2 separate regions of the Homo sapiens genome follow, and region 2 is linked to region 1. Evidence: read pairs that join two places in POLR2A ChIA-PET (ENCODE). Cell type or tissue: GM12878. All regions are shown on one strand. Each heading gives the region's core, and the rest is flanking DNA. Links, peaks and the distances in the headings are about the cores only. Region 1 overlaps LINC03062 (long intergenic non-protein coding RNA 3062). Region 2 has its middle 140 kb from the start of LINC03062.

Region 1 (12,685 bases), core at 4,686-12,685:
GAAGCAGTCGCCATAGGCTGGCACAGACTGGTGGGGTCAGCCCTGCATGGTGAACAGTATGGGTACCCACCCAGTGCCCCCACCCAGAGGCCTGTCATCAAGAGAGATCAGCCTCTGAGCAGCCAGTTCAGGGGACATTGGTCATTGAGGAGATGAGGTGCCACTGCCACTTCCCCACTCCTCACCTGGGTGGCCTCCCAGCTCCCACCTCCTTCTTTACCCTCCAGACCTAATCCATTCCCCACTGGGTGTGTCAGACCACAAAGCCTCCTGCTTAAAGCCATTCGCAGGCTCGCCACTGCTCCTAATGCCTCCCGGTGAACTCCTTGCTGCTGTCCACATGGCCAGCTCCCCTGGCCCCTTCTGACCTGCTCACTGTCTCCCCAGCTGCCCACCCGACCCCAGGCCAGCTCATGCCGCCTGAGCATCTCTGCCACACTGCTTCTGCATGCTTCTCCTCACCTTTGCATGCCCGGCTCCTGGTCACCTGCATTTCAGCTACACAGTGCCTCTTTAGAGAGCTTCCCTCCTCCCATCACTCCTGAAGTCCTGTCCTCTCATTGACTTGTTGTCCTGTTGATGCCCTCTTCACTGTTCTGGCTGACTATGGCTGCATTTAAAAGCACCTCAAAGCTCAGTGGCTTAGAACAACAATTTGTTATTCTCTCCCATGGTGCTGTGGGTAGATTGGGCTTGGCCACACCATCCTCACAATGGTGAGGCTTCAGATCCAATCAGACAGTGCCCAGACCTGGAGTCTCTGAAACCTCTGCTGAGCGGATGTCCAAGATGGTGCCTTCATCTATGTGCCTGGCCAAAGATGTTGGCTTTCAGCTGTCCTCTCGGCCTGGGATCTCAGGAGTGCCCGTATGAGCCCTCTCCACTCAGCCTCTCCTAGCATGGTGGCCAGGTCCCAAGAGGGAGCATCCCAAGGGCCAGGTCCCAAGAGTTGACAAGGAGCTGCAAGGCCTCTGGATAGCCTGGGCTTGGAAGAATCAGAACTTGTATTGGTTGACAAAGTCACAGAGGTTGGCCCAGAGTCAAGTGGGAGAGATGAGGCCCTTGAAAGGGACTGGCAAGGCCACACCGCGGAAGAGACAGTGGGATGCTAGATGTTATTCAGCCATCTTTGGAAAATGCAACCTGCCGCTTCAGACTCACCTGAGGTCATTGCTTCCACTTCTTCCACTTCTTTTTCTTTTTTTCCTTCTTTCTCTTTCTTTCTTTCTTTCTTTTCTTTCTTTCTTTCTTTCTTTCTTCTTTCTTTCTTTCTTTCTTTCTTTCTTTCCTTCTTTCTTGTCTTTTCTTTCTCTCTTTCTCTCTTTCTTTCTTTCTTTCGCCCACTCCAGTGGATTGGAAGCAAGAGCCTTGTCTAAATAACCCACAGTTGGGTTCCATCACCTGGAACATCCATGCTAAAGTGGAAAAAAAAAAACCATGAAACTTTCCTGTTGAGTTTGACAGGGATATAAACTCTATCTGATTAATATCAAAGCAATACGTCTCTTGGCCTTAGTGCCATCTTCTTGGAAACCTCTGCACCGCGAGAGCCAAGTGGAGAAAGAAGCAAAAGCACAGACTGAAGCTCAAAGGAAGAAAGATGAGGCAGAGGTCCAAGTAAACCGCTAGGTTTTTGCACCCATGGAGGTGCCAGGAGCAGAAACATGAATGCCAGAGGCTGGAGATGCTGGTACAAGTTGTTGGACTGCATGCTACTGTCTAGAGCTTGTTTCAATGCATCTAGAACTTCATCGCCATCTGATCGCCAAGACCACCTCTGAGACCCACCTTGCTCATGTCCATAACTGTCCATGTTAGTCCTTTGCCCTGGACCTGTGACACTCTGGACTATTTCTGTGTTCACTTGTGGCCGAGTATAACAACCGTAGACTAAATCACCTCTTCTGCTGTCTTAGCTGAAGAAGCAATACGTTTGGAGGGAGAAGCCTAAGTAGCCAGGATTGCTGTTAAATATTTAGGAGCAGACTGCGTCTGTATCCTCATTTATTCTTTTCATTCAACGCATAGTAAATGACATTCCTACCACATGCCAGTAACAGCACTGGGTTCTAGGGATTAAAACAAATGTGAAAGAGCCCCTTTCCCGCCCCTGTTCTCTCTGTTGGTGAATCTCATGTGACCTCCAGTAGTGACATTACTTACCCTTTATCAAGCATGTGCTCCATGCCAGGCATTGCACTGAGATGGGCGTGCACATTGACACTGGTTTTTTGAATTCTGACAACGAGCTTGTCAGTTGGTTGTCCACATTTCTTTATAGACATGGATTGTGGCCTTTAGAGAGGTTGAGTGATGAGCTCAGAAATCTACAGCTCATTTTCTTTACGATTACAGCATGCTGCCACCAAGTACTGGTACCCCCGTCAATGGTAGCTGTTAGTGTTATCGGGCCTGCTGAAGTCACGTGGCCTCTGCTGCTACCCTGGGCCATGCACGCCATGTTCGCGTGGTGGCTTGGTGGGGGTCCCGTGGGCAGTAGGTCCAGTGCGAACTCATCTTATTTCAACAGTCAAGAGTCAAAAGAAAAGAGTCCGAAAAGGAAATCCAACCTATGACTAAGAAGTCCACAAAGTCCGTCAGGGGCTTTGTGTGAAAAACTAACCTGCTTAGTGTCAAGCTTGTTTATTCTTGGCTAAAAATGACTTCCTGTTTCTAAGAAAAGAGGCCTCTGGTGGATAGAAAACATTTCTTACAAAACAACTTTTGCTGAGCTCAGGCCCAGTGACTCAATGCCATGTGGATTATATTTCCTATAAAATGCTCCAGGCTGAAAAATCAAGGGTAAAAGTATTGGACAGGGGCTTCTGGAAGTGGGTTGTCCCCAGTGTAGACGGGGCTGTTTCCCCACACTCCTTCCTGGGGAGATGGAGTGCCCGGTCGGGGGAGTCCAGGCAGCGAGGATGAGAGGCCTTGCTTTCCCTTTGCTCTGGGGGCCTGGGGTTGTCTTCATCTGCTAGGGTCTCTGCAACGAGCACCACGGACCATTCAAGGCAGCTTAAACAACCACGTCACAGCTTAAACATTCATTGTCGATCGATGCTGCAGGTGAGATCAGGTAGGGGCTGGGGCTCTTACTGAACTTGTACCCTGGCCTCTTCCCCTTCCCTGCCCCACACCTCTCCCTCCATTTTTGCTATCCAGGAGCAAACCCTTTAGAAATCACATGAATCCATGCTTGAGCTCTGCTTCCAGGAGCTGGATTTATGGCACCAGCGTGATGCCGGGCACAGAGTAGGTGTGCAGGAAGTTCCTGTGAGTGAACGAGGAGGGGCACTTGCTCTCTCAGACACCAGGCAAGCTTCTCCCCACACGAGAGCTCTCAGATTCCCCACAGGTCCTGCAGGTGAGCAGTTTGTCCTCACATTACCAAGGAGGGGTAAAGGAAAGGCGAGCCATTTGGCCAGGCTGTGGCAGGCCAGGGATCTCAACACAGGTCTGTGTCACCACCCAAGCTGTATAGCTGTCCCCATGGCCTAGGTGAGGGACTTCACCTCCTTGTGCCTTGGATTTCTCATCTGTAAATTGGGAACATTGTTTGTTTGTGACGATTTAGTGCAGAACACATAGCCCAGCAGTGACTGCTAGCCCTGAGCGATGGCTCAGCACGCTGGGGAGGACTAGACCAATACCTCTGTACACACGCACACATATGCGCACACACGCCACTCACTACACACCCATGTACATACCCCCCATGCACACATGCATACACACACACAGGTACATCCACAATACACCCACATACGCATATGTATGCACATCCACACACACTACACACCCACACACGTGCCCAACCCCCATGTACATGCATGCACCTACACACCCATTCACACACCCTCATACATACACACATTCAGCCACATCCACACATACCTATGTACATACCCACATATATACATGCATGCACATACACTACACATACACACACACATATATGCACACAATGCATATACACTCACACACATATGCACATACAAGCACACCACAGAATGCACATGTACACATGATATGCAAGTACACAGTACACATATATATGCACACACATGCACACCTACATATCTCTATACACACATACACATAGAGGCAGCCACTCAGAACACTGGCATGTGGGTTCAATTAATTCTGGCTCGTGGCAATGTTGTTTGTTTAAGGAAGCTTACGGTGAAAAACAGTGTCACAAAGTCCCTGGGCTCCCTCCTCCCTCCGCGGCCAGAGCTACTGTTGGAGCACACGTGGGGCAGAAGCACAGCTCCATGCCCATGCCTCACAGAAGGTGAGCAGGCAGCTCTTTGGAGAACTTGAGGGTTCTCTGGGTGGCCCTGGGCATTAGGTCCCCTCTGTCAGTCCTTGCCACATGGCCATCCCCTCTTTGCTGGTTGCTGGGGACTCACATTGAGCACTGAGAAAAGCCCCTTTGCTCCACCCCTGTCTAGGGAATGCAGGGACTTTACTCCTGCTGGGGCATTTCAGGAGCCTCATGCAGGGGCAGAAACTCTGGTGGCTGCTCCCACTGCCGGATCACAGTTGGTGCTGTAGTCCTCCAACCTGGCCTGGTCTAGAGCCTCATCTGGCTTTTTTGAAGTGCCATCTTCAGCTTGAAAACAGAGCCTGAGGCAAAGGCTCCTGTGATGACTGCAGGGAGTGGAAGCCCAGGAAAGCAGGGTGAGGGGCAGGGGCAGGGTGGGGTGTCCTAGGAGGACAAGCAGCCACATGGCCACAGGCACCTGTGCCTCTTGTGGGGCATTTCAGATAGGCCGAGAGAACAACTGGGCTTCAGAACAGCCCAGCAGTGGGGCAGGGGAGGGAGGGAATTCCCTACCAGGCATCTCTCACCTCATCAAGACCCCCATAGCATTAATTCTCCTACACTCACCCTGGGGAAGCCAGAGCCTGCTGGGTTCAATCTGGCTGAGGGGTCAGTGTGCAGGTGCGGTGGCCCCTCTCTGCTAGTGGACACATGAATGGGCTCTGAGATCCCTAGTGACAGTGACATTGCTCTCAGGGACCAGGGAGGCATGGCATAGGTATAGATCCAAGGTGTCATGGTAACAGAAGCCCTCACGGGAGCTATGGGGAGCTATGGGGAATCAGAAGCCATTGCCCTCACCTCCATTCACAAGCAGCAGTGTCCATAAGAACCATCTTGGTCCTAGTCTGGGAAGGTCAGGACCACCCCTTGAACCTCATTTCAAATAAGCATTTTCAGTGATGTGGATTCCTGGGGGTCACAGGTGAGACTGGTCCAAGGTCATTACTTGTACCCAGGTAATCCCCTATTCCCCTGGAAAGTGGGACGTTTTAGTCATCTATTTCTGCTTAACTAATTATACCCCAAAACACAATGGTTTGAAACAGTAGCACTTATTACCACCCAGTTTCTGCAAGTCAGGGATCTGGGCATATACAATGGTGCACAGGCTTACCTGGGTCCCCTGCTTCAGGGTCCCTTGTGGTGTTGACTGGGACTGTTGTAGTCTTTTTTTTTTTTTTTGAGATGGAGTTTTGCTCTTGTTGCCCAGGCTGGAGTGCAATGGCGCGATCTCGGCTCATTGCAACCTCTGCCTCCTGGGTTCAGGTGATTATCCTGCCTCAGCCTACTGAGTAGCTGGGATTACAGGCATGTGCCACCATGCCCAGTTAATTTTGCATTTTCAGTAGAGATGGGGTTTCTCCATGTTGGTCAGGCTGGTCTCAAACTCCCGACCTCAGGTGATCCGCTCGCCTTGGCCTCCCAAAGTGCTGGGATTACAGGTGCGAGCCACCGTGCCTGGCCTGTTGTAGTCATTTTAAAGCTTGAATGGAGGAAGCTCTGTATCTCCGTCAGTTCAGGCTGCCATAACAAAACATAGCACAGACTTGGTGGCTTAAAAAATAGACATTTATTTCTTACAGTTCTGGAGGCTGGAAGTCTAAGATTGTGGTGCTGGCAGATTCAGTGCGTGTTGAGGCCCCGCTTCCTGGTTCATAGATGGCCATGTTGTCTCTGTGTCCTCTCATGACAGAAGAAATGAGAAAGCTTTCTGAGGCCTCTTTCATAAAGACACTTAATCCCATTCATAAAGACTCCCCCCTTATGACCTAATCACTTCCCAAAGGCTCTACCTCCTAAAACGATCACGTTGGCATTAAGATTTCAGTGTGTGAATTTTGGGGAATGCAAGCATTCAGTCCATTGCATACTGCATCCTTACAAGCAGGTTCAGTTCCTCCCAGCCTGTTGGACCGAGGGCCTTGGCTCCTCATTGGCTGTTGGTTGGAGGCTGTCCTTGGCTTCTTGCCCTTTGGATTTCTTCAGCATGACAGTTTGCTTCAACAAAGTGAGCATGTGAAGGAGAGCAAGCTCAAGCATGAGGAAAGTCACAGTGTTTCATAGCGCTGTCTTGAAAGTGGCCTCCCATCACCTTTGCTGTGTTTTGTTCATTAGAAGCTACCCACCAGGTTCAGCTTCCTACCTCCGCAAAGAGAAAGGGTCATTAGAGTGTAAACTCTAAGAGGTGGAGACCCCTGGGAACCATTTCGGGAGCTGCCTAACTTAGGCTGTTCCTGGCTCTTAATAATTTATGTCCTACAAGGTCCCCCCAAATCTCATTACATTACAGCACCAGCTCAAAGTCAAAAATCTCATCATTTAAATCAAGTCCAGGGGATGAGTGAGGCTCCTTAGATGAGGTTGCCTAAGTACAGATCCTCAAGTACAGCACTTTTCAGTCTTATACTCATGAACTCAAGACAAAAGTTATCTTCCCCTCACTCACTCTACATGCAATGGAGGGACAGGCATGGGATAAACAGTATAATCTTTTCTGTTCATAAAAGGGGAAATGGGAGGCACACAGTAGGCACTGATCCATAGCAATTCTGAAGTACAGCTGGGAAAACATTGGAATTTTTTTGGTTAGGTCTCAAGGCCTGGGAATCATTCTCTGTGGCTCTTGGCTCTACCCTCTGGGCTCCTACTTTTGTCCTTTTAGTATACTTACTTTTTTATGAAAGACAAAATGTGTTTGCCTCTGAGCAGTTCTCTCAGCCTCCTTCCTGCCGGTCAAACGTTGAGGTCCAATTGCCTCTTTTCATTTTGCCCTGGCTCTGTCCCTTTTAGTTCAAGCTGGAAGTGCTTTTGCTGATGTAGTTTTTTTCAGACAATTTGTGGGTTTTCTATGAATCTCACTGGAACCCACTTCATTAGATAAATTAAACTGTGGCTTCAAAGCCACAGTTACCTATCTCTTTGAGATGTGTTCCTCTCTAATTTGGACTTCCGCTGAGAAAGGTTAGGGACGACACCCTTATGCTTTTTACAGACCCCATGACTCAATAGAGAGGAATTGTGGGTACACAATTTTTTAAAAGGGCCCTTCAGGTGTCTCAATTGTACTCTGATATTATGACTGTTCTGAGATTTTAACAAAAGATTGCACAATCACATATTGCCTTTATTTCTAGAAAATTTTGAATGTTGCTTAGATATTCTTAATTTTAGCATCTTTTGCTATTTGCAAAGGATGAGAATTTTCTGTGTCATCAAGTCTTTCTAACAGTTCTTTCTTCAGTTTCACTTTCCCCTCTCACATTTTATTATAAGCAGCAAGAAGAACCAGGTAATGCCTTCAACATTTTCCTTGAAGTTCTTATCTAGACTACACAGTTTGCTAGGTCCAAGTTCTGCACTCCGCATAACTGCAAGCAGCAGTGTAGCTAAACCTTTTGCCACTATGTGATGAGAATCCCCTTCCTCCAATTTTCTATAACATGTCCCTCACTTCCTCTTGAACCTTCACTGGCAGTGTTCCCAAAGCTGAGATTTCTGCTAACAATATGTCCAAAGCAGTTTAGGCTTTCTGTATCACACACCTGAAAATCCATTCACTTTCATCCACTGTCCAGTTTTGCAGCCACTTCTGCATTTTCAGGCCTTTTTTTTTTTTTTTTTGAGACAGAGTCTCTCTCTGTTGCCTAGGCTGGAGTGCAATGGCACAAACTTGGCTCACTGCAACCTCCGCCTCCCCAGTTCAAGCGATTTTCCTGTCTCAGCCTCCTGAGTAGCTGGGATTACAGGCATGCACCACCACACCCAGCTAATTTTTGTATTTTTAGTAGGGATTGGGTTTCACCATGTTGGTCATGCTGGTCTTGAACTCCTGACCTTGTGATCTGCATGACTTGGCCTCCCGAAGTGCTGGGATTAAAGGTGTGAGCCACCATGCCCGGCCTCAGGCATTTTTTACCGCAACATTACATTGATACTAAAATCTGTCTTTATTATCTATTGCTATATAATGTATTAACCCAAAACACTGTATCTTAAAACAATCATATCTATTATCTCAATGTCTGTAGCTCAGGAATCTGAGCAAAACTTAACTGGATCCTCTGCTTCAGGGTCTGGAACAGGCTACAGCCAAGGTGTCAGTCACAGCTCTGTCATCTCAAGGCTCGACTAGGGAGGGATCTACTTCCAAACTCATGTGGCTTCTCGCTCATAGGCTGTTGAACAGAGGGTTTCAGTTCCTTGCCACATGGGACCCTCCAGCATGACAGCTTGCTTCATCAAAATGAGCAAGCTGAGAAGGCAAAAGACAGTGAAAGCAAGATTAAACTCAGTCTTTTACAAGGTGACCTTGGAAATGACATCCTGCCAGCTTCGTCATATTTTATTAATGTTTATTCATTTCATTTATTTGTCATTCACTAGGTCCAGCTTATGTGCACACACATACATGCCCACACACAAACACACATACATACACTCATACACTCACACATACACACATATACATACCTGCACACACATACACTCATATGCATTCATACACACACTCTCACGAACACATACACTCATACACCCATACACATATTTGCATACACACTCATTCATATACACACATATACTCATCTACACACATACATGCACATATACCCACATACATATACTCACACACACAGAAATATAGTCTCACACATACACTCATACACATACATATATGCACATTCCCATGTACATCCATACACATTTACACGCACCACACACATTCATACACACATAGACACCCACACACCCACACATGCATAATTATACACTTACATACCTAGTCACATACACATAGACACACACACATATTATATATATACACACACACTCACATACATACACACATATATACCTCCCCCACACACGTGGTCACACAAAATATGCCTAGATGCATGCATATATGGGGAAGGTATGAATTTTTGGAGCTAAGAATCATTGTGAGCCATTTCAGAAACTGCCACAGGGCCTAAGACATAAGAGGTCCCCATGGAGATGCCTCCTCTGCAGTTTTTGGGGCAGGAAGCATATACTACTTTGTTTCATTTCTTTGGGGGAATGGAGCCTTCCCCATACCTGTGGCAGTAGCTGTGGAGGCTTCACAAGGCTTCATGTCCAAGAGGGCACCCTCTCCTGGCTGTAAGTTGGTGCTGGCCGTGGCTGGGAGCTCAGCCAGGGTTGTGCCACAGAAAGCCCCTCCTTGTGCCTCTGTGAGCCCTGGGCTTCCTCACAACATGGCAGCTGTTCTCTCAGAGCAAGCGTTTTGAGGGAGTGAGCCAGGCTAATGCCTTGGCAGACATGGCAGGCCATGTCTGCTGAACCCTGTTGAGGGAGGCAGGCACAGAGGTTCCCTCAGGTTGGCAGCAGGACCTGGGTTCCTCCTCTTGAAGGGTGAGTGGCAAGTTCACAGTCAGAAGAACATCTGAGGTAGGGTAGGCTGCCAAGATCCGGTGGGGAATACACTGTTCCCTACTAGCTAATGGAATGATGTAATCCCCCCAAAAGAGTGAGCCGGTAACTCATTACTTTCGCTCCCAAAGAGCACATGTACAACCTACTAGGTAGGTTGGGGACTTGGACTCAGGAAGGCCTCTAAGGGCAGGGGTCTGGCCCCAGGGAAGTGTTGTGGGCAATTCTTTTAGGGACACAGAAAAATCAGAAAGAGTTTGGTCAGCACATGACCACACTCACCCCACTTCAGTGAAGGTAACTGACTCACCTCTGAGACTTGCCTTCAGCCAGGGTGTTCAGGGCAGTGATTGACAAGTGGAGAGGTATCCTCAGGGGACACCAGGACATTGGGGTGAGTCACTGGGCAGAGCCATCAGAGTGATCCTGGTCTCCTCCACTCCCAGAGGTGCCAAGGTTGCACCCTCGCTGAAGACAAGGCCCTGGGGCACTTGGCTGAGGCCACTGGACTGGGCTTTGTGGACATTCCATTAGCTAGAGGGAAGAGAGTCGTGTCTCTAGGTTGTTTCTGAGCATGACAGGGGCCACGTTCCTTGAAGGTGGTTTGCAGATTCCAGCAGGGAGAAAGCTGTGCTGGGTGGTCCCTGAAGGCCTGGGAGGCAACGGTGGACATCGTGAGACCAGCTCGAGCTGGGGTGTGGGGCCTGAGTTGAGATCAGCAGAAGGGCTGCTTTCCTCCCACATTCCAAGTCTGCAACTTCAGGGCTGGCTATCACTATCTGGCCCTCTCCAAATCCTCAGGGGCATTAGGGTCATTGCCTGGTGTGTAAACCATTAACAAAATGTAGTAGGTTGCAAAAATGGCCTCCTCAGCATTTCATATTGGCTCCTTCGTATTTCATGTTTCCCAATATCTCCCAGCTGACTGCCCTGCCCACTGGCTTCCTGGCTCTCAGACCCTCTGCTCCAGCACAGGCCTCTTGCTGTGACTCTTCTCCGGTACCGTCTTAGCAATGGTTTTCTCCACAAACTGAGCAAAAGCCTTTATCTGCTTTCAGGAACTTTGGGAAACTCCTTCAACTGGCTGGGGAGAATATTTTCTGGTTTTGATCTTTTCCCTAACAAGCTTGGTGTGTTCAAACAACTCTCAACATCTCACTGTGCTCTATCTTCCTCTTTTATAAAATGACAATCATGCTAACCAGCCTCTCTATCTGCAGGGCTGGATGATCCATAGCAAATATCCCCTGATGGATAAGCATTGTGCTGAGAGACTTGCCTCCATCAGCTGTGTAAACCTCAGGATGACCTGCACACAGGTATACTAAGGCACACAGAGACCAGCTCGTAGTCAGTGACAAGTAACTTGCCAAGAGCTGTGGTTTAAAAGCATGTCTGCAAATTCTTGGACACTCTTGTCATCCAGAAATAGAGTCTAACCCTCCTCCCTTGAATACGGGCTGGCTTCAGTGGTGGAAATGACAATGTGTGAGTTTGAGGTTTGATTAGAAAAGATGACACAGCCTCTGCCTGACTCTCAAGGCCCTTGTTCTTGGACATTAGCTGCCATGCTGGGAGGAAGCCCAGCAGCCACACAGAGAGGCCACGACAGCCGAGGTCCCAGCCAAGCCAGCATCAACTGCCCAACACGTCAATGAGTGATCCTGCAGAGCCTCCCATCTCCTAGCCACCGCAGCTGATGCTCTGAGAGCGGAGGCAAGCTGTCCTTGCTGGGCGCTGCTTAAACTGCAGATGTATGAACAAAATAAAAATGGTGGTTATTTTAAGACACTACATTTTGGGTCTCTAGGTGTTTGGGGGTGGTTTTTCTCTAGCAATAGGTCCCCAGTCTTGTGCTTTTAGGGTCCTTGTCAAGAAGAAAAGTACAATGAGGAGGCGAGCCATGTGCCCCTTACTCTATCCAGGTCTGCTGCCTAATGTTCATCCCACCCACCCTCATAAAGCTGGAGCCTGAAGCAGGCTCTGAGGGCTGCCTGGTGCTAAGTGCTGGTATTTCTGGTGCTTGGTTCACCGCTGCTCCCTGGCAGTCACTGGAACTGCTTAGCTCAGTGCACTGAACCCACATCATTAGAGGAAAGGAGGTGGCTAAGGGCATCTCACCACACCACGGGGCCACTAAAGCCAATGCCTGGGCTTGGAAGGCAGTATTATCTTCCTGCCCTGACCCCCAGCATCTTACAAGTATTTTCATCTTCACAAGGGAGCAGGAGGAAAGCAGGGACGGGGCTCAGTTGTCGCGTGGGGATTCATTGTTGCAGCTCTTCCCTTCCTGGCTATGGGGCTTTGGGCTGAAGCATCTCAGCCCCCTGTGGGAGACAGATCTCAGGTCTTTAATCACTGTCACCTGAAAATTCAGGGACAGACACCTGCAAATATTAGCTGAAAGGCGTTCTGTGTTGCTGAATTCCACACCAGCAGTACCCGGACTTATCAAGGTGGGATTCTTGGTGTGTGCAGTCCAAGAGCTGAAGGACTTCAAGCACTGTTGATGGCAAGTATATGATGGATCATATCATACATTTGCGATGTATTTTTTCTTTTTTAAATTGTAGTGAAAAGCACACAACATAAAATTTACTATCGTAACCATTTTTAAGTGTACAGTTCAGTACTGTGAAGGACATTCACATTGTTATGAGGCCGATCTCCAGAACTTTTTTGTCTTACAAGTCTGAAACTCTATACCCACTAAACAGCTACCCCCTGTTCCATTTTTGGAAACCACCATTCCACTTTCCATTTCCCATCTCTGTGAATCTGACTCCCCTAGGTGCCTCCAGTAAGTGGAGTCATAGAGTATTTGACTTTTTGTGATCTGCTTGTTTCACTGAGCATCATGTCGTCATGGTTCATCCCTGTGGTAGCATGTGTCAGAATTTCTTTCCTTTTGGGATGGAGTAATACTCCATGGTGTGGCTAGACCACATT
Region 2 (17,372 bases), core at 3,748-11,747, 65 kb after region 1:
TGGCCACATTCTGCAGCCTGCCCAGCCCTGTTGCTCGGTCTGGAGATATAAGTCCTCACCAAATACCTCAAATCCTGGTTCTCTAGCCGCTTCCACTCCCAGCGAGGACTACCCAAACATCATACTGGAATCCCCTTGTGCGCCATGCTTCCAGCCCTTGTCTCCTTCCTAACATGGACTGCTCTGGTTATTTGGAGAGATTTCATTCTGATTTTGCCTATAAATTTCCATGTTTAAAAGACATGGGTGGGTAGATAAGATGGTTCATTAGTCTCAGTTGCTTTTCCTTTTCTGGATGTTATGGGTATTCAAACTGGCTGGGTTGAGCAATCGTAGGTATAGCTTTATTGAAATTTGTGCTCAAATTTTTACTAGGTTTAAAAAACATAGTCATGCAGGGCCCTGTCTCGCCCGATGTAGGGGTTACAAGGAAGCCTTGGGTGAGTCCATGGCAGGCCTAGATGAGAGGCCGCAGAGGGGAGTGGGCAATGTTGCAGCCTCTAGACTGTGGCTTTATGACAAAGGGAAGTCAAGTTTCAAGATTCCAGGCATGAAAGCAGGGGTACAGCAGGGTGGGGGTGAAATCTTGTGGTGGCTTGCTATTTGCCAGAAACACAAGTGCCTTTGGGAAAGGGCTTCCCAGGGTTGGGCAGAGTCCCAGGTGTGTGACCAGAAGAAAACTCCCACTTACAATGTGGAGCACGGTGTTGGCAAGATTGTTCCATTGGAACCAAAGAATCAAGGCTGAACCCCTTTGGATCTATTGGGAAAGTGTGGAGTCAGGACTCCCACCCGATTCTCTTCTGGTCACCCTGGAATCCAGCCCAGGGAATCCTGCTCTGGAGGCCCCTCCAGCTCTTGCAGATCAGTCACTCCTCATTCCTAGCACCCCCGGGGCCTGGACCGCGTCCTTCCTTAAGGGGCAGTCTTCCACCTGGCCCTCTGCTCCCACAAGGAAGCTGCCGCAGGTCCCCCAAACTGCCAGCTTCCACACAGAGGGTGCAGCCAGGTCCCAGAGGGACTCCCCCTGCCCAGTATCTGAATTCCAGTGAACACCAGCAACCCAGTCTGAGATGCTCACTGGGGCCAATGAAGCCAGTTGCAGGAATGCAGTCATGAAATGGTCTGGGGAAGAGGCGAGCAACATGAGCCCTGGGTTCACAGCTCACTGTAGCCTCAAGCTCCTGGGCTCAAGTCATCCTCCCATTTCAGTACATGGGACTACAGGCATGTACTGCCATGCCCAGCTAATTTTTAATGCAACTTTTTTTGGTAGAAATGGGGTCTCACTATGTTGCCCAGGGTGGTCTCAAACTCCTAGCCTCAAGCAATCCTCCTGTGCTGAGATTATAGGTGTAAACCATCACAGCTGGCCCTGACTTTTCTTAACCTCTTTCACCTTCTGTCTGGTCATGAGTACAAGAATAATAGCAGTGCCTTCTCAAGGGTGCTAAAAGCTAGAGCATGTTTCCCAGGGGTGCCCTCCTGGAAGGGTATCATGATGCTTACGGTCTGGCTCACAAGGAGGCATCTTTCAGGCTGAGACTGCCAACTGTTCTTTCTTCCCTCCCCTCCCACCCGGTACCGGATCCGACTGAGAAGCCAGTCCCTTGCACAGACCTGACTGCGACTCCTTCCTGTCACCATCATTGTCTGGGACTTGTGATCTCAGGGGAGTCAAGCTGCTCGTGAGCTGCTCCTTTGCAATGCATGAGACTGATCTGCCTCCCTGCTCCCCAGGAGCTATGCTCAAGGATATCCCAGCTCCCAGAGCTATCCCCAAGTTGCTGGAAACAGCCCACAACCACAGCCTGCATGGGACCTGCACCACCATGCCAGGCAGCATGGCGGCTCTGGTAGTCAGGTACTCACTCAGAAACAATGTCCTTCAGACACGGGGGTTTCTGAAACCGATCCAATCATAAGGCTGCATTTGAAAGGAGCAGAGGAGTTGCAGGTCTCTTGTAGCTCTTCAAGGTCATGTGGTCTGCCTCTACTTGGAGTCCAGAGACCCGATTCTCCCTCTGTGCATAGGACTCAGTCCCCAGGACTGTGTCTCTGCATTAATGTGTATGTGTGTGTGTGTGTGTGTGTGTGTGTGTGTGTGTGTGTGTGTGTGTGTGTAGGTAGTTGTAAGGTCAGCCTCACTCCCTACTAGAAATCTGCTGACCCCTGCCCACAGACAGCAGCCATCACTCGGCCGGCACAATGTGCAGGAAAGGGCTGGTGATGAGACCCCGCAGCTCAACCTGGGCTGAGGGTAGGCTGCAGCTTCCCCAGGACACAGGCTGTTGCTGAGTCCTGGCTTTCCTCTTAGGAAACCATAGGTGTGAGGTTGACTCCTCAGGGAATAAGCCAATACCAAGTGGAGAAGCGAGGATGTGTGGCCAACCAGCTGGTGATTCTGTGGGGCAAGGGGGCAGATGGGGGAGCTGGACCCCGCACCCACACGTGCAGTTTCCAGAACTTATGTGGCACCAGCACTTGCAGGGAGAGGGGATTTCTGTGCAATGGAATGAGCCAAAGTTGAGTCCCAGAGCCCCAGAGTTCTTGCTCTCCAAGTACTTTGAAAAGGAACCAAGCATCTGGAAACTATGAAAAATTACAAGTGGTCCAAGTGCGGGGTGCAATTTTGGGCAACCGATGCCCAGGAGATGGGTTTGACACATGGGACTTGCAGAAAAAGAATCCACCCTGGTGAGCCCCTTGGCCTGCGGTGCCCAACATAGGTGGTCATCATCACGGCGGGCCCCTGTTCTGTTTTCCACGTTGCAATCAAGCTCTGGACAACGCATGGAGGGCTTACCCTGGTGATGGAGAGGAACAGAACGCTCACAACCTTGACTGCATGATGAGAGACAGGAGCAGGGCAGGGAGCAGAGAGCCAGGGGCTCTCTCCTCAGTTCCTGGAGTGGGAGTAAGGGGATGCTGGAAGAAAAACCCAGATAAGGGAATTTAAATATAGTGTTTACTTTAAAAAGAACAAAAATAACAAAGCCACTAATACTTAAGAATAAGAGCCACAGGCTCATTTTCTCTCGTCATCCAGCCTGGTTGTCTCCTTCCCACCTTCAGCTGTCAGCTCACTCTCCATCAGGGACTCTGTTTCAATGTCTCCTCATCCCCCATGGCAGCCTACCTAAGTTCCATGTCAGCTGTTTATTAGTTGACGGTTTGCCACAGGCCTGGCTCCTCCAGAATGCAGAGACGTCAGCTCCTTTTTTGAGAGCCTTTTCCAGAGCTTGGACAGTGCCTGGTTCCTAGTTGGTGTATTCCATGCTCTTCCCTATGACTTCTTTGTGTGTGTCTTGTGCTTGTGTCTGCAGCTGCGTCTTTCTCCATTTACCTCCCCTAGGATGTGTTCACTGTATTCAATGAGCCTTGTGCCCCGCACACCAGCCTGGCCCCCTTCTGCCTGGGGTGTTTTCAGCTGGCATATCTCCTGACCTAATGAGCTCCTTCTAGCTTGCCCGTCTTAGCATAGGCATCACTGCTTCTGAAGTGGGGATGTCTTTGATCCTGGCAGGGCAGGCAGACCTCTTAGTTGTGCTGTGACATCCTAGAGTGCCATGCATGGTGGGGGGACTTCAGAACAGATGCATGGGCCCCACCCCTGGGTTTCTGGGCCAGGTGCAGCTAGACAAGCTGGGCATGCTCTCTGCAGGGCCACCCAGCTCGGGCTGCCCTTCTGCATCGCAGCGCAAGAGAGAGAACAGCTTTGCCAGAGAGCAGAAGGAGCCTGAGTTTTCACACTGAATGGTCATACCGTGGATGTCTATTTTCCTGGGAGTTGCTGGGATTGCCAGCTCTGGGCCCTGGGGGTGTTGGGGACATTAAGGACTCTGAGGTTCCATCTCCAGCTACTCGGAGAGGGTTCCTTGTGTCATTCATCAGGCAGCTTGCTTATCTTATCCCTCTTTTAGCAATTGTCATACTGCATTAAAGTTAGTTTGCTGGTCTCTCTATTAGCCTGGATGATTTTGCGGTTCTGGACTCTGTTTTATTGACCATTATGTCTCCAGCACCTCAGAAAGCTTTCTGTGATTGGAGTCTTTGAATGAGGCTGTGAGTGGATGACGAGCCTCTGAACCGACGCGGGCGGGAGGGGGCTGCTGGCCAACTCACTCACCGGGCCACCTTTACTGTCTGTTTACTGTCTGTTTACTTTAAAAGAATGCCTTGGTGGTCTGAAAACCTTCCTAAGTGCCAAATGAGAGCATCTCAAAGCTGGCAGAGCCCCTGGGTGTTATCAGGGTGGAGAATCACGTTCCTTTCATTCTCTGATGGGAGCGTGCATGTGTGTGCGTATGCCCATCACCCTCCACTGGCTTCACTCATGATCGCAGATAAGGGGAAAACACTTACCTCGGACTTTGGATTGAAACCAGATCAGGAGGCTTAGTCACCCCAAACGCAACCTTAGAAAGCATGAAGTTAATATGAAACATCGGCCCGTGTAACGTAGCAAAACCTCCCCTGTGAATGAGTTTTAAACTTTTTTTTTTTTTTTTTAACATCCTGAATGTTTTTGAGCACATGCTGCTGCCTTCTTAGCTGTTTGTTGGGTGGGTGGTAGAGCCAAGGCAACAGGGGGACTGTTGATTTGAGCACAGCAGAAGCGGGCTCTGAACGGCCTCCCGCTTATTGCCATGAAAGCTTCAGCCAGTCCCGCTTGCCTGCCTTGTGCACAGAGCAGAGCAGTGCAGCCCCTGGGTTAATGCAGGAAAGAGCAGCTCTGACCCGGGAGGCATTTCTCTCCACGCTGCCATAAACCTAAGACTCTCTTTAAGTTGTCCAAGATCAAGGGCTGCTTCTGATGAAGAGGGAGCAGAGGTCTGTAGTAGCCAGTGCCTTTAACCAGTAGCAGTGATGGCCAGGGCGTCTCCCAGGGGAAGGGACAGCGTGGCTACAAAGGCCCACCAGGAAGAAAGGCCCCATTTGCCAGTTGGCTGAAGAGATCCAGCCTACTTCCTCTAGATTCAGGATTTAAAAAGGGTGTGTGATTTTGTTCTCTGTTGGGAGAAAATGACTTAGAGATACTTCAAACTGTGTTTAGTCGGAAGATACACTGAGTTAAAAACAGTTAATTAAACTTCAATTGTGTGTGTGTGTTTTTAAGCCGTGTAATTGCTTCATGCACTCGCTCACTTTTCAACTTAAAACTCCAAGTATTTTAGAAATGAACTTCATTGTTCTTAAATTTTGAATGAGGCTATTTTCTTCACTTAAGAGTGTCTGCCTTCACTAGTCAGCCAGGCTTCTTCCAGTGCAAATGGGCTGATTTCTGCAATGTGGATCTTAACAGAAACTTACCAGAACCGCCTTACATCTGCTAAATGATTTATTTGGAAAACATATGTGTTAGTCATTACAAAGATGTGGATGAGATCCGGTTGCCAAATAACGAGTATCGTGTACATGAAGGATTCTCATCCGATGGGGATGACTCAAAGTACTGCTTCTTGTAATATATTAAATGTCTAAATACTTAATACAAAGACAGCCAGAGAATATCAAAAAACATCACAGCCAGCACATGACAGTATCTGCCTGGCACTCTTTGCAGAAGGCAGCCACACTCTCCACTACCCCACCAAGGCCACTCGCCTGCCCACCATTGGATTGGAAGTGTAGGGCTTGGTTCAGCCAGGAAGGTTCTCTCAGTCCCAGGTGTCTGAAAGGAGAGGTAACCAGGAGTAACTTAACTAACCAAATTGCTAGAGATTAGTCATGCTTGATCTAAGGCTTCATGAAAAAACATCCCACAGGGAGACTCTGGTGGGGTTTAAGCAGCACAAGAATGCTTCTATTTCCACATAAAATTTCGACAATATGTCTGTTTCAAATCAAACCCTGGTTGGGGGTGAGGAAATCTGCAGACAGAAATAGCCAATCTCTTTGCCTCAGCACCAAGAAATGGCAATGACCATCCTTTTCTTTATTCTCTGTGCAGAACTTTTCTGGAATATTCTGGGCCTTCCTTCTACAGCTCAGCCATAAGGAATTGGAAAGACTGAGCAAGGCATTTGTCCTGGAGTAGGTCTGTGTGTCCTTTTTATTTTCAAACATTCGTACTTCAGTCCACTAGAGCCACCTTCCCTAATCATGAAAGAGTCCTAGAAGCCAGTCCTGCACACTCCTGTGGGATTTTCCTGGTCCACATCTTTGATTTAGGACTGTGCAAAGCAAACCTGAGAAGTTCAAGCAAACCTGAGAAGTTCAACTACGCATTTCCTGAATCGGGAGAGGGAAACAAGAAATTCATCATTTTGAGAGTGAATGACTTAAATATCACTGCTTTTAGAAAATTCAAGAGCAATCTTATTTACCCTAAAAGCTGTTTGTAGATTGTCAAAATGTACATTTAGAAATACCACAGGCTGGGTGCAGTGGCTCATGCCTGTAATCCCAGCACTTTGGGAGGCTGAGGCGGGTGGATCACCTGACGTCAGGAGTTCGAGACCAGCCTGGCCAACATGGTGAAACCCTGTCTCTACTAAAAATACAAAAATTAGTTGGGTGTGGTGGCACCTGCCTGTAATCCCAGCTACTCGGGAGGCTGAGGCAGGAGAATTGTTTGAACCCGGGAGGCAGAGGTTGCAGTGAGCCGAGATCACACCATTGCACTCCAGCCTGGGCCACAGAGTGAGACTCCATCTCAAAGAAAAAAAAAAGTACCACAGAATTAAGTAGAAATGTCTATAGTAGAATGAATTTTCTGAGAAACGAATTGAGGTTTATGTTCCTGCTACTGCAGGGTCTCCCTTCTAAGAGAGTGAAAGGTAACGTCTCTTTCCCACTAAGGAGGGGCAGGGGAGTCTGTGTCCGTGCTCTGGGCTCCTTTGCCCAAAAAGCAACTAACGGCTTGTTGTGTTTAGGGCTGAACAGAAAGAGAGGTTGCCAGGAATCTAGGGAAAGACCCTACACAGAATTTGGAAGAGCTCCAGGAGGCCAGCCAATTCTGACTTGCTGGCTAGCTTACCGGGAGAACTGGGGTGCTGCTGCTTTGAAGGGAAACAGAGTGTGGCTTCTTGCTCATTTCCCTGGACAGTGTAAGCATCAAACAACTCAAGGGATGGGGAAGGAACCATGAGATGTGACTGATGCTGGTCTTCTCACTTAGTACATGGGGGCTTGGGGACGATCTGATTTGCCTTAGAAAAGATATGGTATTTCTTTTCATGTCAGTAGGCTCAATGGCTTACTTGGATGTTTCAGCTAATGCATGCATTCAATAAATGCATCCTGTAGCCAAACTTTCTTGTTCACTGATAAATGACTTCAGTTCCCCAGAGGAAGGGCAGGGAAAGGAAGAGGGAGAGGAGCCACTGCCCCGTATCCACACTTCTTTTCTTCTCTGGGAACAGAGCCTGGTGTCATTCCATGTGGCCATGTGCCCATGAAGGGGTGGCATTTCCGAGCCTCCTTGCCACCAGCCAGGCCCGATGAGAAAGATGACTTTAAGAGAGGGCACATTACCTTTTCCTTCTTTCCCTCCTTCTGTCTTCCGATGGGAAAAGAGCTCAGCGGTCAGGCACTGCAGGAGCACCCTGGGAACATGAGGCAAGCAGAGAGGCCTGGGCTTTGGGAGAGGCGAGTACAGGGTGAAAGTCTGGGACCTTGGTCCTCATGGCATTGCTACAGCAGCTCTCCTTGGGAGGGAAATGCACCTTCACCCTGAGACTGTCTAAAAACCAAGCTTGGCTGATATTTGGAGGATCCTAGGCCAGGCGAGCGGAGCAGCTGAGTCACACCCTGTATGATGTGTCTGCAAATAGATCTGGGTCAAAATGAAATACCCCCTTGCCTGGCTCAGAGAGAGGCAATGGACTGTGTGAACTCACTGCTTCCCTCCATCTGGGCACAGTGGTTGCTGAAAAGAGGAAGTCACAGCCTGGGAGAGTTGGGTGGCACAGACAATTCTCGAGTTTTGAAAGCTATTGGCCTCAATGAGCCCCGTGCTCCATGGGAATAAAGGGCACAAGATCCTCCAACCCCATTTTGCATTTCCATGTTAAAAGGTGTGTGAATTCAGTGCAAAGAGATGTAGTTATTTCCCTGTATGTAGTCAGCGGTTTCTCTGAGCTAAGCCTGCCTTTCCTGCAGAGGACAGAATGGCATCCATTAAGACATGTGATTTATAGGGCATTGTTTTCTATCCCCAAAGGACACTGCTGTATTTTCTGCCTTTGCCCTCTTCCTTCTCTCCTGCTTCTCACCTTTTCATCTTTCCACAGTCTCACTGTGTTGTAGTAACACCTTACAACTGCCTTGGCCCCAGAGCCCTTGCCCCTGGGCCCCTCTGGGCTGCCTCCCAAGCACCATGGTCATCTCTGGATCCGTGACCATGTGTGTGATGTGTCGGTTTGCATCATTTATCTTGAAATGGAACACCCCCTTGGGCTTACATTGATAGCCTCAATGCCTCCCTGAACAGGGCATTCTTCCAGACCCTTTGAAAGAACAGGTGAGTCTCCTTGATCTGTGAGTCTTGTATCATTCCAGAATTTCTTTGATCCTCAAAGCAGCTCTTAGGCCCGCCAGCTGGGAGGCTGATGGGCAGATGCTGGGGTCCCTGATACCTTCCCGGGACAACTTCAAGTCTGGGACTCTAAGGAAAAAGGGCCACTTCCAAGCTGTAGGTTCATTGTACCATTATCAGCAGAGTTATAGCACTGATAAAACAATAGTAATAGTGGCCTCTAGCCTGTGAGGGCATTGCAATGCAGCCCTTGCTATAGCTCCAGGCCCAAGGAATTTCCTAGATGACCACAAGCCTGCACAGCACTAGTAAGAGATGCATCACAAGCTAGGTGCGGTGGCTCAGTCCTGTAATCCCAGCACTTTGGGAGGCCAAGGTGGGTGGATCACCTGAGGTCAGGAGTTCGAGACCAGCCTGACTAACATGGAGAACTCTTGTCTCTACTAAAAATATAAAACTAGCCAGGCATGGTGGCGCATGCCTGTAATCCCAGCTATTGAGGAGGCAGGAAAATCGCTTGAACCCGGGAGGCAGAGGTTGTGGTGAGCCGAGATTGTGCCACTGCCCTATAGCCTGGGCAACAAGAGCAAAACTCCATCTCAAAAAAAAAAAAAAAAAAAAAAAAAAAAGGAAGGAGAGAGATACATCGCTAGTAGGAAGGACTTTTCTTCCTCCTCCTGCCCTTTCTCTCCTCCTCTTGAAAGGTCTTGAGACAGGTAACATATTAACACATCAAAGTTAGGCCATAGGAAGCAGCCACCCTTCCTAGCTGAAGACCTGTTTGTTTAGCAGATGGCCCCAAATGGAAAGTATCCACCTAAAGTTGACTTCAGTGCTGAAAAACTCAGGGTGGGAATGGGGGTGGTAGGAGCATGTTGAGACGGTCTCTTGGAAGTAGAGAAGAGAGGAGGCTGGAGGCAGAAGGGACACCCAACTGCCCACTGGAGAAAAATTTTATCCTGATTATTTGATGGGAAAGAATAAAGCCAGGTAGGTCTCACTTGTTCATCCTGTGCACAGGTGGGATGGGCTTGAAATCTAATTTCTGGTAGTGAGCCCTACCTTCAGCCTTTCCAAATGCTGTTTCAGAAGAAGGGGGTACAAACTTCTCCTAACAATTTTTGGGAAAGCCAAGGAGAGAGTTTATATTACTCATCAACAATAGCACCTCGTAAAGATTGTGGTTAAATACTTCTATTTCTTTCTTTATTTTATTTTATTTATTTATTTCTGAGACGGAGTCTCTCTCTGTCACCCAGGCTGGAGTGTGGTGGCACAATCTCGGCTTACTGCAACCTCCGCCTCTCGAGTTCAAGTGATTCTCCTTGCCTCAGCCTCTCGAGTAGCTGGGATTACAGGCACCCGCCACCATACCTGGCTAATTTTTGTATTTTCAGTAGAGACGAGGTTTCACTATGTTGGCCAGGCTGGAGATGAGAAAAAGAATAGATAATTCATCCTGATTTGAGATGGGCCACGTCCAGTGCACTTAGGGGCTCAGAATTTGTCCTGTAAATCAGCGTTTCTCAAACTGAGCTGTGTGGAATACTGGAGACCACCCATGGATCTACTCTCAGAAATCTGTGTGCTCTTTCCCATTTTTAATACTGGTGATATTTTAAAATGAAATATTACAAGTCTATTCTGGATCATCTGGAGAGCCAGCTCAGACCAAGGGGACAGAGACCACACTCGCTTGATTCCAGTGCCATAGGCATTTTGTATGGAGGATTGCTTCCACACCAAAGAAGGCACAGTGATGTCATAAAGAGGTTTCACAGTAGTTTGAAAGGAGAAGAGGAGGGTGAAAATAAAGTCGTCACCTTGAACAAGGTAATCAAGCTGTCGGCATCCATAGAACTCGTCTCATTTGTGTCATGTCGCAGTCTCGTTGTGAATGGATGCTCTTGGCACAGCCCGTCTTGTTACTTCAATGGTTTATTAGCAGAAAGTGTTGGAGAAACTATTGAATAATTTTTTATTTTACTTGCAGAATTAATTATCTTAGAAATCTAATGTAGATTTAAGTAACAGCAAAACAGCTATTGTATTTTCAAGTGAACAAGTCAACTTGACTAATTTATCAAGTAACATTCCAATAAAAGTGATTTTTGAGGATGGGTGGCTGGCATTTTTGGTTAACTATGAGATGTGATTGTTGAAAACTAATGAACAAAGCCTTCAAGAGCTTATTATTCTTTCATTTACCAAGCATTCTTAATGGTATTATTATTAACAAATAAAGCTAAACATTAAATATAGAATTGGACCTGAAGCCACATTTTTATCCTTATTATCAGTCATTTAGTTAGAGTAAACAACATCATTATTCACATTAAATAAATGACTTTAATATGATATTATTGGTTTTATAGTTTGTATTTGTATGAAATTATATTTGCTTTTATAGCTAAGTAAGAGTATAAGAATAATGTGCTTATATACAGTTTTCATTTGAATGTAAATACAAATAAGAATAACACTAATCATGTGATATAATTTGAGGCAACACTAAAGATTTAAGAACATTATTTTTTCTCTTAAAAGGAGTATGCACATTTATGAGATTTGCAAGCAAGCAAGGGAGAAACACTGACTTTTAATTAGAGGTGTTTTAATGCATGGCCATATTTTTGTTAGCGATGGGACTTTGATGACAGTGTGGAAAACTCATTGGGAGGGAAGTTGGAATATGGGAGGCTATGAGGCTGGTTCAGTGGTGGAGCGAGCAGGAGAGCTGGCATTTCTGCAACTGGATAAAATATACTTGTGGCTGGCTGGGCATGAGCTGATGCTGAGGTGAGAGTTTATAGTGGTGGAGATTTTGGAATTTGTGCAACTTTCTGGGTAATTATACAATTAACCAGGATTGAGAATGCAAAATGTGGCACACATTAGATAAAAGTTACCAAGTATTGGCTGGGTGTGGTGGCTCACGCCTGTAATCCCAGCACTTTGGGAGGCAGAGATGGATGGATCAGTTGAGGTCAGGAGTTTGAGACCAGCCTGGCCAACATGGTGAAGCCCCATCTTTACTAACAATACAAAAATTAGCTGGGCATGGTGATGCATGCCTGTAGTCCCAGCTACTTGGGAGGCTGAGGTGGGAAAATCACTTGAACTTGGGAGTCGGAGGTTGCAGTGAGCCAAGATCACGCCACTGTACTCCCACCTGGGTAAGAGAGTAAGACTCCATCTCAAAACAAAACAAAACAAAAGTTACCAAGTATAGTTTGTACGTCTGCAAATTTTGTTCTTCTAGTAAATACACAACACCCCCACCACACACACGTACCTCAAATATCTCCTATTTGAGAAGGCAAAGAGAAAAAGGACCTATGAGGGACAGAATGGATGAATGCAAGGTGCCTCTCAGGTCTAACATTCTATATGTGGATCTCTGATGTTGAAATGACATTAGAAACTATTTCTCCTTTTGATAATTTGCATAAAGAGTGTAGTATATTTTCTCTAAGATTATTTCTCGAATTAGTACTTTAAAAACTTTCATAGTCAAAAGACAGCAATAGGGCAATTGTGGTTCGTTAAGATGGAGAAAACACACTCTACTCTTTCTCGCCCACAAAATACAGCTAAAATCTTGGAGAGAATCCATGGGACAACTATTTGAGGAGTCTGAAAGGTAAATGGTGCGGCTCTCTAAAGAGTCTGAAAAGCAAAGGGTAGCAGGCATACTGGGAAAGAAAATCAGATGGTTTGAAGTATGATAAATCTAGTGGTGAGTTTCTTGTTTTGTTTTGTTTTTTTTCTACCAGCATACACCCCAGGGCAGCATGGGTCCTGGAATAATGCACTGGGCAAGAACAGGAAGAGCTTCAAAGAAAGGATTGACTTTCTGGCCTGAGGAGTAGAAAGGAGCAGAGAGAGTGGAAGACATCCTTTGTCCCCCAAGGAAACTCATGCCTGCAGCTGCAGCTGTCACAGTGGTGACAGTGGATTTGGGTAGGCACCCAAAACTCTGAGGAAGGAGAATCTTTTTCATCAGAGGAATATGTCTGAAGAGTGTGGTGGAATCTCTGTTGCATTTTTTTTTGTCTCTGTAGCCTCCTGCTGCTTGACTCTGCACATATACACACTTGCAGTAAGTGTATAGCAGAACCAGGAAACTAAACTGCTCAGATTTCTAGGCAGAGGGCCAAGAAAGCAGATCCCTGGACGCAAAAGAGTGAGGAGGAACTCCAGAAAGGGGAAGCTCAAGAAAGTGACCCACCAATTGTATATGAACTCTTGGGCTTGCTCCAAGCTGAGTATGCATGGATCTGACCCCAAACAGCATGCTAAAGGTTTTGAGAACTATGGAGTAGACCACTTCCTGGGATTCAGTCTTTGTAATGAGTGGTGCACACATAAAACTGATCTAAAGAACAATGGAAAGTCTTTGAAAACTAAACTGACATTAGAACCATAGCTTATACAAAGCATATTAGAACATACATCTTGAAATCACATTCATTAGCTGCCCACAAAAGCAAAAAGCAAAACCCCAACATTCTTCATACGTTGTATGAAGGCTCATAACTTTATAACAATATTCAAAATGTTCAGCATACAGCCCCAAATTACTCAACATAAGGAAAACCAGGGAAGCCTGACAAATTCTCATTGGGAGGAACAATGAACGTACACCAAACCCAAGATATCCAGATGTTTGAATGATCAGAGACATTTAAAGTAGCCATTATAACATGCTTCAAGAAGAAGAGCAAACATTCTTGGAAGAAGCAAAAATATAAAGAGTCTTACAGAAAAACAGAAGGTATAAAAAAGAGAACAAATTGGAAATTTTAGAACTGAAAAATACAATAACAGAAATTTTAAAAATCCATTGATGGACTCAATAGCAAAAGAGATGATAGAGGAGTTGATTTGAAGATAGAACAATAGAAATTATGCTTTATAAACAACAGAGAATAAAATAAGAGCCTCAGAGAACTGTGGAGCAAGGTTAAAAGGTTTACTATTTATGCCAGAGTCCCAAATGGACAGAAGAAAAATGCCCCATAGACTTCTTTTTTCATTTGATGAAATCATAGGTAAAAACATCCAATTTTGGTGAAAGACATAAACATACAAATTCAAGAAATGGAGCAAACCTTAAACAGGACAAAATAAGGAAATCCACTCCCAGATACATCATAATCAAACTTTAAATCTAAAGATAAAAAAAATTGAGAGAAGCCAAAGAAAAACAACACATTATATATGAGGGAAAAACTATCAGAAAGATTGCAAACTTTTTATCAGACCAGAAGGTAATGGAATAACATTTTTAAAGTTACTGAAAGGAAAAAAAAAGCCTGTCAACTCAGAGTATTATATCCGACAAAATTATTCTTCAGAAATAAAGGCAAAATAAAGACATTGTCAGGTGAAGAAAAACTAAGAGAGTTTGTTAACAGCAGACTTTCTCTGAAACAACCTGTTGACATTTGAGATTGGATAATGCCTTATTGTGGTGGGCTGCTCCATACAGTATAGGATGGTTAGCAGCATCCTTCTCACCAAGTTGTGACAATAAAAAATGTCTGCAGACATTGCACTTTGGAGGCAAAATGGCACTCAATTGAGAATCACTTCCTTGAAAGAAATATAAAGGTACTTGTTCTGTTGGAAGGGAAATGATGACAGAGGGAAGCATGGAACTTTAGAAATAAAAAAGAAGGGTCATAAAATCATAAACATCCAAGTCAATACAGTAGTCTATTTTAAATTCTTATTAAGTTCTTAAGTCTATTTAAGTTCTATTTTTAGTAGAATATTTTAAGTTCTTTAGAATATGTATAATGGCTGAAAGTAAAAGCTTTAACATTGTCTGATGAGAGTTTTCAGTGGCTATAGATACATGTGACAACTACAGTGGAAAGTGGGGAGGGTATGAGGAAGTATGTGGTGATGAGATTTCTGCATTTCCACTCTAAGTGGTAAAATATTAATCCTAAGTGGACTATGAACAATTGGCATGCATATTGTAATCCCTAGAGCAACCACCAACAACTATAGGAGGAGATACAGTCCAAAACCCAATAGATAAGTTAATTATGATTGAATTATAAAAATATTCAAATAATTCAAAAGAAGATAGAAAAAGAGAAACAGAAGAATAAAACCAAAATGAAACAAGCAGGAAACAATAAGAAAGTGGTAGCCCTAAATCCAAACATATCAATAATGACATTAAATGCATATGGCTTAAACACATCGATTAAAGAAAGATTCAACCAAATGTGGGCTACAAGAAATCCATTTAACATACAGTGGTACAGGTAAATTAAAAGTAAAAGAAAGAAAAAAGATATAGCAGGTAAACACTAATCAATAGAAAGCTGGAATGGCAAGATTAATGTTAGACAAATGAAAAGTCAGAGTATGGTAATTAACAGAGATAAAGAGAGACACTATATAATGATAAAAAAACTTTTCTTTTTCTGTGCATAAATATTATCTGACCATCTGGCAGCCCTGGAGTCTCTCTGAACCCATTCTGGTTAGGGTGGTGCCCAATTTTGGAATCATTCTTTGCTCACTTAAACTCTGTTAAATTTAAAAGCAAAAAAAAAAGATCAATTCCTTAAGAAGCCGTGACACTCCTAAGTGTGTAGGCATGTAACAATAGAGCTTCAAAATACATGAAGCAATATTGATGGCACTGAAAGGAGAAATGAACAAATTCACAATTAGAGGTGGACACTTAGCACTTCTCTCTTGGTAATTGATGAAACATATTAACAGAAAATCATCAAATGCATATAAAAGAACAGGATGTGGGGTATCAGTTACGGCAGCACAGTAGTGACTAGGAGCCTGGGTGGGAGTTCGCCAGTGCACACAAGAGAACCAGCAGTCTAGGCAGGGGCACAGGGAGTGCTTCTGCAGGCTGGGCTTGGGACCCAGTGGGGAGCTTGGGCAGAGAGAATCCCATAGAGCTGAGGGTCAGGAGAGCATCCAAGTTCTTGTCCCTGCCACCGACCTCAAGCCCATTGCCTGTGCCTCCCCTCAGTGGGAGACACAGCCAGGGTCTGTCCTCACCCAGGACACCCTCCTGCTTTGTCACCTCGTGGGCCAAGATGACTTCTGATGCCCCAGACCTTTTGTTTGCATTTCAGGCAGCAGGAAGGAGAAAGAGAGGAACAAGGAGCATCCCTTCTTTTTTCAGGAGACTTTCTAGAAGTTCCCTCAACACTTTGGTTTTGATCCCATTGGCTGTGATGTTGTCAGTTGGCCGCACTGAGTTGGCAAGTGAGGCTTGGAGACACAGCGATGCTCAGAACAAAATCGGAGCTCTGGGACTAAGGGCAAGAGATTCTGCTGATGAAGAGATTGACCATGGGCCTGTGCCTGGGCAGGGCTCAAGCCAGGCTGCCTGCCTCTGACACCACACCTGTGACACCACACCCACACTGCAGGGGGACCCCATCTGCTTGGTTGACCCCCACCCAGGGTGCGGGGTCATCCCATCTCATGGATGATGCCTCTTCTGATCCAGCTGCAGCCCTGGGAGGTCCTGCTTCTGGAACCTCATGGCCCCACGTGCACTGCTCCTTGTAAGGCTTGAATGGCTGAGCTCTGCAAAGCTGGGGTCTTCCATCTTTCATGACGACAACCTGTGGCGGGGCCTGGAGCAGATCATGGCTCTCTTTCACACACAGGGTTTGGTCAAAATAACTTTTTCAGATGGTTCCTCCAAAAACTAAAGTTTTCTTACAGATTTTCAGAGGCCTCCAATCAAAGGCAGCCAGGAGAGCTCCCTGGGGAGTCGGGGCAGGGCTGTGAGCCCCCTACCTCCTCCAGCTCAGTTCTGATTCCTTAGGCCTCAGATGTCTGAGTTGACTTTTTGATAATAGTTACCTGAGAATGGCTCTTGCAGGAGGAATCTGATTTCTGAACATTCTGTTTCAATAGTGTTTGCCAGGAAACTGAGATGCAGACACTTCAAGTGACTTGCTTAAGGTCACAGAGCCTGGGAGAGCCAGAGCTTGGTCTAAGTCACTGTGGTGCTTCCTGACCTGTGCTCTAGTGCCTTGCCTGTTTGAACATGTTTACCTGCCTACGCAATTGCTGTGCAACTTCTCCCCTGTGTGTGTGTGTGCATGTGAGCCTGTGTGTGTATGTGTGTCTGTGTCTGTCTCTGTATGCATGTGTGTGCATGTGCTCATGTGTTCCTGTGTATGTGTCTGTATGGGATGTGTGTGCCTGTGTGTGTGTGCCTCTGTGTGTGTGCATGTGTGCCTGTGTATGTGTGTCTGTGTGTGTGCATGTGTGTGTGAATGTGTGTATGTAAGAGTTGTCTTTGCCCTCACAAAGTGGGCTGGACTTGAGACCTCTGTGCGTTGTTTCTGCAGAACCAGCAAGGAGCAGGAGCAGGAGGAAGTGCCAACTGGTGCCTAATTGATAGGAAAGTGGGCTTAAAGGTCAGGTTACCCTGCTCCAGCTTCTTTGGAGGTCCAGGTGACTTCCCCGGTGAGTGAGGTGGAGTGGGGCAGGGCGGGGTGGGTGAGCCCACTGCTCTGCAGAGCTTTTGTGCTAGTGTCAGGTCACACCTGCATCCCCTGTGACCAGAACCGCTTATGTAGTAGTGTGTGTGCTTTGAAGTGTCCAGATCTCCCGGGTTTCAGGGAGGAGAACCTGGAATCTGGTGAGTAGCTGAGGCCTCACTGACTGCACCCCAGGGATCTGGTAGGATCTGAATTCAGGGCCTGGCTGTCCTGGGACTGCTTCATCTGAAGGGGCATTTGCCTGCTGGGGAAGATGCAGGTTGTGGGGCTTAATACTCCTCTCAGGGAACTAGGTCGGACTTTTTTCCCTATTAGAATACTTACTTTTTTAGGATCATGTGCAGGTTTATTTTGTATGGGGGTCTGGAGGGGTTCTG

What was found. Peaks named below come from ENCODE experiments on the same cell type or tissue, not always from the same donor. Only the 100,000 strongest peaks of a DNase experiment are listed, where the experiment ranks them.
Region 2: POLR2A ChIA-PET joins it to region 1 with 5 read pairs; 2 of 35 experiments call an interaction of 5 or more read pairs at or near these places.

Annotation. Positions count from the first base shown.
Region 1 is chr9:89,708,231-89,720,915 of GRCh38, forward strand. LINC03062 (long intergenic non-protein coding RNA 3062) reads left to right here. Exons shown (of 6, transcript NR_024280.1): 6 at 10,957-11,529. Among named protein-coding and RNA genes, the nearest start is that of LINC03062, 75 kb to the left of the region's middle. RefSeq lists an enhancer at 4,045-4,545 and a silencer at 9,367-9,578. In GM12878, for the core only: no CTCF peak of the experiment used is centred there; a DNase peak (open chromatin) is centred at 8,535.
Region 2 is chr9:89,774,221-89,791,592 of GRCh38, forward strand. No RefSeq gene overlaps it. Among named protein-coding and RNA genes, the nearest start is that of LINC03062, 140 kb to the left of the region's middle. In GM12878, for the core only: no CTCF peak of the experiment used is centred there; a DNase peak (open chromatin) is centred at 7,841.